Regions from separate parts of the Homo sapiens genome. Here regions 1 and 3 are each linked to region 2. The links are chromatin contacts, found by Hi-C or POLR2A ChIA-PET in ENCODE. All regions are on one chromosome and are shown on one strand. Each heading gives the region's core, a stretch centred on a gene start or an enhancer-like site at or near the end of the contact. The rest is flanking DNA. Distances are from core to core; before and after follow the strand shown. Region 1 overlaps TSBP1-AS1 (TSBP1 and BTNL2 antisense RNA 1). Region 2 holds the start of TAP2 (transporter 2, ATP binding cassette subfamily B member). Region 3 holds the start of ATF6B (activating transcription factor 6 beta).

Region 1 (3,538 bases), core at 804-3,303, 570 kb before region 2:
ACAGGCGTGCACCACCACACCCGTCTAATTTTTGTATTTTAGTAGAGATGGGGTTTCACCATGTTGGCCAGGCTGGTCTCGAACTCCTGATCTTGTGATCTGCCCACCTTGGCCTCCCAAAGTGCTGGGATCACAGGCGTGAGACACTGTGCCCTGCCAAAAATTTTTTTTTTTTGAGACAGAGTCTCGCTCTGTCATCCAGGCTGGAATGCAGTGGTGCGATCTCAGCTCACTGCAAGCTCAACCTCCCGGGTTCACGCCATTCTCCTGCCTCAGCCTCCTGAGTAGCTGGGACCAAAGACCCCTGCCACCACGCCCGGCTAATTTTTTTGTATGTTTAGTAGAGACAAGGTTTCACCGTGTTAGCCAGGATGATCTCAATCTCTTGACCTTGTGATCGCCCATCTCGGCCTCCCAAAGTGCTGGGATTACAGGCGTGAGCCACCGCGCCCAGCCCAAAGTCAATGTTTTGACCAAGAGCAAGGCTACCACTTGTTATTATTAATTAATTAATTAATTAATTAATTTTTGAGACAGGGTCTTACTATATTGCCTAGGCTGGCTTCAAACTCCCAGGCTCAAGTGATCCTCCTGCCCTGCCTCCTGAGTAGCTGGAATTACAGGTGTGTGGCGCCATGCCTTACTATTTATTTCTAAACACATTGCAGAACATGGAATTTAGGGAGGACAAATTTTGATGAATCAAATAGGTATAGTGATATGGGTAGAAGATTGGTTTACTTTATCATAATTCCTTAAATACATATTGTGTACTTGATTAATGAAATGTTAAAAATAAATGCTTAGATATCATTTGACATTAAATAACTCAATCACTAAGCATGAACTCCATATTTAAAAACTTTATAAAATTTTCAGAGCTCACACAGACAAAATTCCTTATTGTCATGATCACTACGTATAAGTTTGAGTTCTTTCTTACTTTTTTTTTTTGAGACAGAGTTTCGCTCTTGTCGCCCGGGCTGGAGTGCAATGGCGTGACTTCGACTCACTGCAACCTCTGTCTCCTGAGTTCAAGCGATTCTTCTGCCTCAGCCTCCCGAAGTAGCTGGGATTACAGGTGCCCGCCACCACACCCAGCTAATTTTTTTGTATTTTTAGTTGAGACGGGGTTTTACCATATTGGCCAGACTGGTCTGAACTCCTTATCTCAGGTGATCCACCTTATCTCAGGCGCCCCCCGCGATGCGGGGAGTGAGAGCCAGCCCCTCTTCCCTTGGGCCTCCCAAAGTGCTGGGACTACAGGCATGAGCCACAAAGCCCAGCCCTTTCTTACTCTTCATTACATTGTTGAGTATAGTATTAACTATCCTATCAACTGACATTTATATTGCCATTTAATCCAGTTTGATAATTTTTATTTTTAAAATGTGGCATTTCTTGTCCAACAGGAAAATATCACAATCCTAAATATATATGCACCTAACACTGGCGCTCCCAAATTTATAAAACAATTACTACTAGACCTAAGAAATGATATATACAGCAACACAATACTAGTGGGGGACTTTAATACGCCACTGACAGCACTAGACAGATCATTAAGACAGAAAGCCAACAAAAAAACAATGAATTTAAACTATGCCCTGGAACAAATAGACTTAACAGATATATACAGAACATTTTACCCAACAACTGCAGAATATACGTTCAATTCTTCAGCACATGGAACTTTCTCCAGGATAGACCACATGATAGAGCACAAAACAAGTCTCAATAAATTTAAGAAAACTGAAATTATGTTAAGCACTGTCTCAGACCACAGTGAAATAAAACTGGAAATCAGCTCCAAAAGGAACCTTTAAAACCACGCAAATACATGGAAATTAAATAACCTGCTCCTGAATGATCATTGGGTCAACAATGAAATCAAGATGAAAATTAAAAAATTATTCAAGCTGAATAACAATAGTGACATGACCTACAAAAACCTCTGGGATACAGCAAAGGCGGTGCTAAGAGGAAAGTTCTTAGCCCTATATGCCTACATCAGGAAGTCTGAAAGAGCACAAATAGACAACCTAAGGTCACACCTCAAGGAACTAGAGAAACAAGAACCAAGCCCAAAGCCAGCAGAAGAAAGGAAATAACCCAGATCAGAGCAGAGCTAAATGAAATTGAAACAAAAAAATACAGAAGTGAAACAAAAAGCTGGTTCTTTGAAAAGATAAATAAACTTGATAGACCATTGGCAAGATTAACCAAGAAGAGAGAAAATCCAAAGAAGCTCAAGTAGAAATGAAATGGGAGATAGTACAACTGACACCACAGAAATACAAAAGATCATTTGAGGCTACTATGAACACCTTTATGTGCATAAACTAGAAAACCTGGAGGAGATCGATACATTCCTGGGAAGAGAAAACCCTCCTACCTTAAATCAGGAAGAATTAGATACCCTGAACAGACCAATAACAAGCAGCAAGATTGAAATGGTAATAAAAAAATTACAAAAAAAAAAGTCCAGGGCCAGACGGATTCACAACTGAGTTCTACCAGACATTCAAAGAAGAATTGGTACCAATCCTATTGACACTATTCCACAAGATAGAGAAAGAAGGAATCCTCCCTAAATCATTTTATGAAGCCAGTATCATCCTAATACCAAAGCCAGGAAAGAACAAAAGAACATAACAACAACAAAAAAGAAAACTGAAGACCAATATCCCTGATGAACATAGATGCAAAAATCCTTAACAAGATACCAGCTAACCAAATCCAACAACATATCAAAAAGATAATCCACCATGATCAAGTGGGTTTCATAGCAGGGATGCAGGGATGGTCTAACATATGCACGTCAATAAATGTAATACACCACATAAACAATTAAAAACAAAAATCACATGATCATCTCAATAGACACAGAAAAAGCATTTGACAAAATGCAGCATCCTTTTATGATTAAAACTCTCAGCAAAATCAGCCTACAAGGGACATACCTCAATGTAATAAAAACCATGTATGATAAACGCACAGCCAACATAATACTGAATGGGGAAAAGTTGAAAGCATTCCCTCTGAGAATTGGAACAAGACAAGGATGCCCACTTTCACCACTTCAACATAGTACTGGAAGTCCTAGCCAGAGCAATCAGACAAGAGAAAGAATAAAGGCATCCAAGTTGGTAAAGAGGAAGTCAAACTGTCACTGTTTGCTGATGATATGATTGTATACCTGGAAAACCCAGAAGACTCCTCCAAGAAGCTCCTAGAACTGATAAAATAATTCAGCAAATTTCCTGGATACAAAATTAATGTACACAAATCAGTAGCTCTCCTGTACACCAACAGTGACCAAGCTGAGAATCAAATCAAGAACTCAACCACTTTTTACAATAGCTGCAACAAACAAACAAACAAATCACACAATCAAAAAAACTTAGGAATATACCTAACCAAGGAGGTGAAAGACCTCTACAAGGAAAACTACAAAACACTGCTGAAAACAATCATAGATGACACAAACAAATGGAAACACACCCCATGCTCGTGGATGGGTAGAATCAATATTGTG
Region 2 (3,135 bases), core at 314-2,813:
ACTTTGGAGACAGACTTAGGGGTAGGAGGTAGGAGGCAGAAAGAAATGGAATTTCATGGACCTAGGAATGTTGAGAGACAACTGAGAGACATTCCATCTGAGACTTAAATTCCTTTTGTACTACCTTCACTCATAACTTGTTCCTATAATAAGATCAGATAAACTTTGAAGATATTGGATGAATATGAACGAAGGAAGAAATGAATGGATAGATGAAACAGAATGGTGACTACATTCACCATATTTTAGTTTAAGTATTTTTGTGTTTTGCGCCTGAAAGGGCCTAGAAATGGAGTTAGGGAAGTGAAGACCCCTATAAAGATTTGGGGCTAGCAAATGGACCCAGCTGCCCACCACCTACCTGCCAAAGGAGAAGAGGCACATGAAGAAGATGGCACTGGCAAAGGCATGGGGGTCAAAATCACCTCCCAGGATGTCAATCACACGACCAGAATAGTGAGGGATTAATGTCTCACCTGAAAGAGGCATGAAAAATAACACAAGAATGTGCTGGTGCCCAGGCCCTTTTACCACCTCCAACTCACAACGTCCTCTCCTGACTCACCCAAAACAGCAAGGACAAGGAAGAAGAAGGCGGCAACGAGGAGAGGCAGGTCCGGCCTGGAGAGCTTCAGCAGCCTCCACATCAAGACTTTGTTGTTCACCTGGTCCTGCTCCTTCTCCTGGGCTCCAGGAGGGCTCAGAACAGCCCACAGTGACCAGCTGAGCCCCGCAGCCCCGTACCCCACCAGCAGCCAGCTCCAAGGGGCTGAAGCGACTCTGGCTGGGGGAGCACGTGAGGCCCCCGCGACCAGGGCTCTCAGGGAGACAGTCAGGGGGGTGGCCAGACAGAGCGGGAGCAGCAGTGTCCCCACAAATCCCAGCAGCCCTCTTAGCTTTAGCAGCCCCCACAGCCCTCCCAGCCGCAGGGTCCCCTCCAGCCATAGTCCTGGCAGCCCTTGAGGAAGCAAAGTCCCCAGAGGGCCCTGAAGCAGCCACAGTAAAGCCGCGTCCACCAGCAGCAGGGAGGTCCAGGGTCTCAGGTCAGGGAGCCGCATGGCTCTGTCAACGGATACGAGATGAGAAATCATGGGGGTGGAGTCCCAATCCTTGTCCCTGCCCTCCTACCCGCCCGGCTCCGCCTAACCCGTCCATCGGCTTCTCATTTTATCCTATTCAACCCTGAGAGCTCTCCTGAGTAACCGGTGCTCATCCGTACACCCCTCCTACGACAGACAGCTTTCGGCCTTCTGGGGAGCTGGAAGCATGACCATCAGGAGCCTCGTGCTTAAAAAAAAAAAAAAAAAATCCCCGGACCCCCACCCCCACCCCCGCCTGCCGCGGCGAGCTAAGTGGTCCGGGCTCCGCTCCCTCCTATCGCCGGGTGCAGAGGGACTGGGAAGCAGGAGCGTGGAGTGGGTAGTCACTTGGGCTGCGTCCCTGTTGGCGCTCCAGGTTCCCCTCCGCACCAACTCACCAGCCGCGGCGGGGAGACCGCAGCTCCGGGGACTTCTGCTTCAGCGCTGAGGTCCGCTCCGTCTCTCCCAACCTCGCTACCGGCTCTGGTCCGCCAGCTACGCTCGGCCAGGGCGGGCGTCAGGGCTCGGGCAGCTTTCGCTTTCGCTTCCCCAGCCAAGGCCTTCATTCTGGGCTGGGCCGCCGGGAGGGGGCGCGCGAGACCCGCAGACAGCGGAACTGGAGCCCGAACTCTGGTTCGCACTGTACAGGCCTGCAATGAGTCTCACTCGCCTTTAGTGGCGGTTACTCTGGGATATAAAACTGCAAAAATGTTTCTTTATCATTAAGTAAAATACAGTTGTCTCAAGGGCAACTTTATCTGTTGTCCTTGCTTTGTAATTGGAGAATGCTTTGTAATTGGAGAATCACTGAATTTTCTCAAAGTTACTACTTCAAGCTCTGAGCCTACTATTAAGAAGTGCCTTCTTTCTGGTCCGGCGCGGTGGCTCACGCCTGTAATCACAGCACTTTGGGAGGCCGAGGCGGGCGGATCGCCTGAGGTCAGGGGTTCGAGACCAGCCTGGCCAACATGGTGAAACCCTGTCTCTACTAAAAATACAAAAATTAGCCAGGGCGTGGTGGCGGACGCCTGTAATCCCAGCTACTCGGGAGGCTGAGGCAGGGGAATCGCTTGAACTCAGGAGGCAGAGGTTTCAGTGAGCCGAGATCGGGTCATTGCACTCCAGCCTGGGCGACAAGAGTGAGACTTCGTCTAAAAAAAAAAAAAGTGCCCTCTTCCATGCAAGCTCCAGTTTTAGGCGAGCGAGCCGGGCTCTCCTAAATAGAAGGTTCCAACCAATCTCACCAGGCCAAAGGGGATTTTCACGTACAGACTTTGAATTTAGTAGGCCCTGAGCGTTCATCTTCATCCGTCCTTCTCAGCCGGAGCACCTTGAGCTGGCGCGTGTTCAGGTGCCTCTGAGTCTGTACTCCAAATTATGTTGGGCGCACCTTCAGCCTATGAGGGAAATGCCCCGTACTGAGCTTTGGTTCTTGTTCTATTTTAACACTGTTTAGAACAGTAATTAGGTTTTTAAATATCCTTCCTGACCCAGAGCCTTCCTATGCAACAGAAAGATTCGTTTATTCCAGAAAGGACTCTTCAGATTGAAACCACCTCCCAAACTAAAAACAAACAAACAAACAAATTCCCCAAAGGAAGGGTCGCTTGGATTCCAGATCACCATTTTGAAATGTTACCTGTGTGACTACCAAGGAGTCACTTAAAGTTTAAAATAGTGGTGGTGGGGAGGAGGGATTTTAAGTAGGGGCTCGCTAAAGTTTTACAACTCTATTCATTCTGGCATTTTAAGAATCTCTCTCTAATGAAAAAAGCTCCATGCTCAAGCTCATGCTCCTACTTTCAAGCATTTGTTTCCTTTATTTTCTGGAAAGTGACATGGTCCATAGTTCCAGCATGATTCCGAAAATCTCATGATGTGTGTCTCTTTCTTCTAACCTGGATCTTTTACATTTTCCCCACACTCCTCACTTAGGGGAGTCCTCCTGATCTCTTCTTCCTCTAAAATTATAGTCCTGCCATCTTGCAATTCAGCATGACACATCATGAAATTAGACCCTTAATGTCTGTCTTTATATTCAATATCCAATATCTCC
Region 3 (3,320 bases), core at 428-2,927, 710 kb before region 2:
AGACCCAAGATCAGGCGTGGTGGCTTATACCTGTAATCCAAGCACTTTGGGATGCCAAGGTGGGAGGATCACTTGAGCCCAGGAGTTTAAGTCCACTCTGGGCAACATAGGAAGACCCCATTTTTACAAACAATAAAAAAAATTAGCCAGACATGGTGGCATGTGTCTGTGGTCCCAACTACTCAGGAGGCTGAGGCAGGAGGATCACCTGAGCTCAGGAGGTCAAGGCTACAGTGAGCTGTGACCCTGTCACTACACTGTAGTTTGGGTGACAGAGGGAGGCCCTATCTCAAAAAAAAGCAAAAAACAAAAAACAAACAAACAAAAAAATCTTCACTGCTAGATAACCAAAGGGGATGTGGAAAATGAAGATATTAAGGAAACGGCAAAGGTAGTGGAGAAGGCCCCCCACACCTCACACACCTCATGACTCATAGCACACAAATCATTTAAATCATTTCTTTGTCACCCACGGGTGAAGGGAATGAAGCAGAGTCCCCGTCACAGAGAGTAAGAGGGATATGGCTCTCTCACCTCGCTGGATGGCTCTGTGGAGAGACGCGATGACTCGGAGCTGAGGGAGGAGGAAGAGCAGGGGGAAGATGGCTCAGACTTCACCTGAAGATCTGGAGGAAAGGGAGTTAGAAATTATCAGGAAGCAGAGCTTAAGAAGAGTCCAAAAAGTACCCAAGGACATGTCGGTGGGGATTCCTGTACCGCAGCAAGGGAGAAGAAACAAAAATAGGGGATTGAAGGAGAGAGGATAGGCACTTATGTAGAAGCGTGAGGATATAGGAAGCTACGTAGTTTCTGGGAAACAGTGGGAAGATGAGGGTTTCTGGAAATCTGAGGGAACGACAAAGACTACCTTACCTGGGAAGATCGGCAGGAGTTCCCATGGGGGCTCAGAGGGGCTGACATCCATCCCCACGTCCAGGGAGCTGCCGTCAAACTAAATAAGGGAGGATACAAGAGGGCAGGAGTGTGAGAAAGGATGAGAAAGTAGGGGTGACTCCAGATGAGTTATGGCCTGTGAATGGGTCCAGGTTCTGGGCTCACTTTCCACCCACCAAGGGTTAGAGAAAGGCTGGGGACACAATACCGGGACATCCTGCTCCGGGCAACGGAAGAGCTGCGTCTGCTCCTCGGCCACTTCATCTAGGCCAGAATACAAGGTGCTGTCTGCAAGAAATGCTGAGCGTCGGGGGGTCGTTCGGTGGCCCCAGCCTACAGATCGCACACAAGCCCCCGCCCCATCCCTCATTGGCTCCGCTCGGCCAGACCCACCGCCCGCCCACTTGAAAAGTGATACAACCAGGGCGCTTCAGCCCCTCCTTCCCCGACCCCGGAACAACTCGACGTTCCAGCAGGGAGCAGAGTTCTTCCCTGACTTTTGTATCCCCCTTAATGCACAACGAGCCCCCTGCTCCGCTCTCCTTCAGATGGCGGATTCCGTATTTGCCCAGACTTCCTCTTTAGGCCCCCGCTTCTTTCCCGCGTGCCTCAGGGACAGTTTGCCACAGCCCTCTCCCCTCCCCGGTGCCTCACTCTGCAGACCCCAGTCCTCCGGGCTAAGCAGGTTGTCGGTGAAGAAACGCGTCGGGTCAGCAATCTCGCTGAGCAGCATCAGCTCCGCCATCTTTCCCCCCCACCCCCCAACCAGGAGACGGTTCCCAAGGCCCGCCTCTCCCCATCACCAACTAATCAGTTGACTCTTTCAAAAAAGGGGGCGTCCCGGAAGCTCTACCGACCAGTAAGAGACCTGGGTGCTGAGCACGTGAATCAACAGATGCGGATGACTGTGTAGGCGGGCCCAATGGGAGCACAGCAGCAGGAAGTAACTTCCAGACAGTGCCATACCGCCAAGCGCATGCGCCAAACAGGCTCCAGTGATAAAGCGCCTGGGAGATGTAGTACCCAGTATTAAGGTCCACCATCTCCCCCAGCCACTACTAAGTTTAGTTTAGACAGCTTCTATGTGTCCTCGGAGATAGATAAGCCCCTCAAAAGGGGCGCACTGTGACCACTGCTACCTCCCCTAGGAAGCCAAAAGCTGAGAATGGGATATGGGCTGAAACCTTCCCTCTGGCCCCCCACCCCCAAATCTCACAGCACAGACCACAATTCACAAGTTCCTGTCTCTTTTAAGGTTTAACTTTTAATCAGCCAAACATCTTGCGCAGACCCTGAGCCAGCCCTGCATCCTGGTTCTTCCCCTGAATGACCACCTTCCCCAGTTCCTCCTGGGCTGCCCGGTTTTTGGGATCTATCGCCAGCACCTTCTTGAGGTCAGCAGTTGCTTTTTCCAGGTTCCCAAGGGCAGCCTGGGCAACCCCCCTTCGGTATAAGGCCTTTAAATGGCCAGGCTCCCGCTCCAACACCCGGTCACAGCTCTGGGCTGCCAACTGAGGCTGCCCTAGCAACAACTGACAGGCAGCCAGATTGGCATGAAGGACAGTTCGTTCTGGAGGGCCAGGTGGGGGTAAAGTCAGGAGCAGCCGAAGAGCCCGTCCATAGCATCGGGCAGCTCCTTCAGGGTTCCCAGCTCGAAATAGTTCTGTGCCCCTTGCACGTTCTTCCCTGGCCAGGGCTTCCTTCTCGCTAGTCTCCAGCTCCCAGGAGTCTCGGCCTTGAGTGAAGGATGCCAGTGTGAGCCTGACAGGAGGTCCAGAGTGCCCAGGCAGCTGAAGCTCTGCTTCCTCACCTTGACACATGGACTCCAAGCATTTCTCTATGAGCTCCCCCCAAGTTTCCTCCCTCCATGGCCCTACGCCCATAGTTAGCTCTGTCCAGCCCTCTGGCGGCCCTGATCCGAAAGGAAACCCCAAAGCCAGTACCCGGCAGCAGGAGCCTAGTTTGGGTTTGTCCAAGCCATGGCCACGGATTACGATCTTCTTGACAAAGCTCCCATCGGGGCAGTACCAGAGATCAGAAGCTTGAAGGGCCTCTGGCATCTGACTGGTTGATCCATGAGACTTATGAGAGTCTCCTTCAAGTTCAGCAACCAGTTTTTCAGCTCCTTGAGTATGCTCTAGAATTTGGCTGGCTGGATCTGGGCTTACTTCCAGCTCAAGCGTTTCGGTAGGAGGGTCTCGGGGCTGCTGCCTAATCTGAATAACTGAATCAAGGTTCTCCCGAAGGTTCTTTTCCCACTCTTGTTGCGGCTGAGAGGTGTCCTTTTCTCCAATTGTATTGACTGGTGGCGTCTCCATATGGATGCTTAGTCCCTTCCACGGTGAGTGAACAGTTTTGGTCAGAAAGGGATGAACCAGGTTCAGGTCAGCACCTGAAAAGAAAACCAAACAATGCTAATAGCAGGG

Evidence for each region. Hi-C counts contacts between places; a loop is a spot of excess contacts on that map. ChIA-PET counts read pairs that join two places held with the same protein, here RNA polymerase II (POLR2A). Pooled maps may share reads with other maps.
Region 1: a loop to region 2 is called in a pooled map, with 15 times the contacts of the local background. The contact joins the enhancer-like site here to the promoter of TAP2 in region 2. A Hi-C loop is called at or near these places in 3 of 50 pooled maps. POLR2A ChIA-PET finds 5 or more read pairs at or near these places in 2 of 52 experiments (activated B cell and activated CD4-positive, alpha-beta T cell).
Region 3: a loop to region 2 is called in a map of CD8-positive, alpha-beta T cell, with 2.0 times the contacts of the local background. The contact joins the promoter of ATF6B here to the promoter of TAP2 in region 2. A Hi-C loop is called at or near these places in 3 of 168 maps with a recorded cell type or tissue (CD8-positive, alpha-beta T cell and naive thymus-derived CD4-positive, alpha-beta T cell) and 12 of 50 pooled maps. POLR2A ChIA-PET finds 5 or more read pairs at or near these places in 5 of 52 experiments (CD4-positive, alpha-beta T cell, WTC11, activated B cell and 2 more).

The regions. Positions count from the first base shown.
Region 1 is chr6:32,269,523-32,273,060 of GRCh38, forward strand. All of the region lies in intron 1 of TSBP1-AS1 (TSBP1 and BTNL2 antisense RNA 1), which reads left to right. Among named protein-coding and RNA genes, the nearest start is that of TSBP1-AS1, 16 kb to the left of the region's middle. Within about 2 kb of position 2,054, at least 3 of the 41 ENCODE cell types and tissues checked have a DNase peak (open chromatin) inside an H3K27ac peak, as active enhancers do.
Region 2 is chr6:32,837,176-32,840,310 of GRCh38, forward strand. TAP2 (transporter 2, ATP binding cassette subfamily B member) reads right to left here and starts at 1,564. Exons shown (of 12, transcript NM_001290043.2): 1 at 1,478-1,564; 2 at 566-1,062; 3 at 362-476. The coding sequence starts at 1,058.
Region 3 is chr6:32,126,569-32,129,888 of GRCh38, forward strand. ATF6B (activating transcription factor 6 beta) reads right to left here and starts at 1,678. Exons shown (of 18, transcript NM_004381.5): 1 at 1,549-1,678; 2 at 1,103-1,182; 3 at 874-952; 4 at 535-626. The coding sequence starts at 1,639. It overlaps FKBPL (FKBP prolyl isomerase like), which reads right to left. Exons shown (of 2, transcript NM_022110.4): 2 at 2,139-3,286. The coding sequence starts at 3,212. The coding sequence ends at 2,163.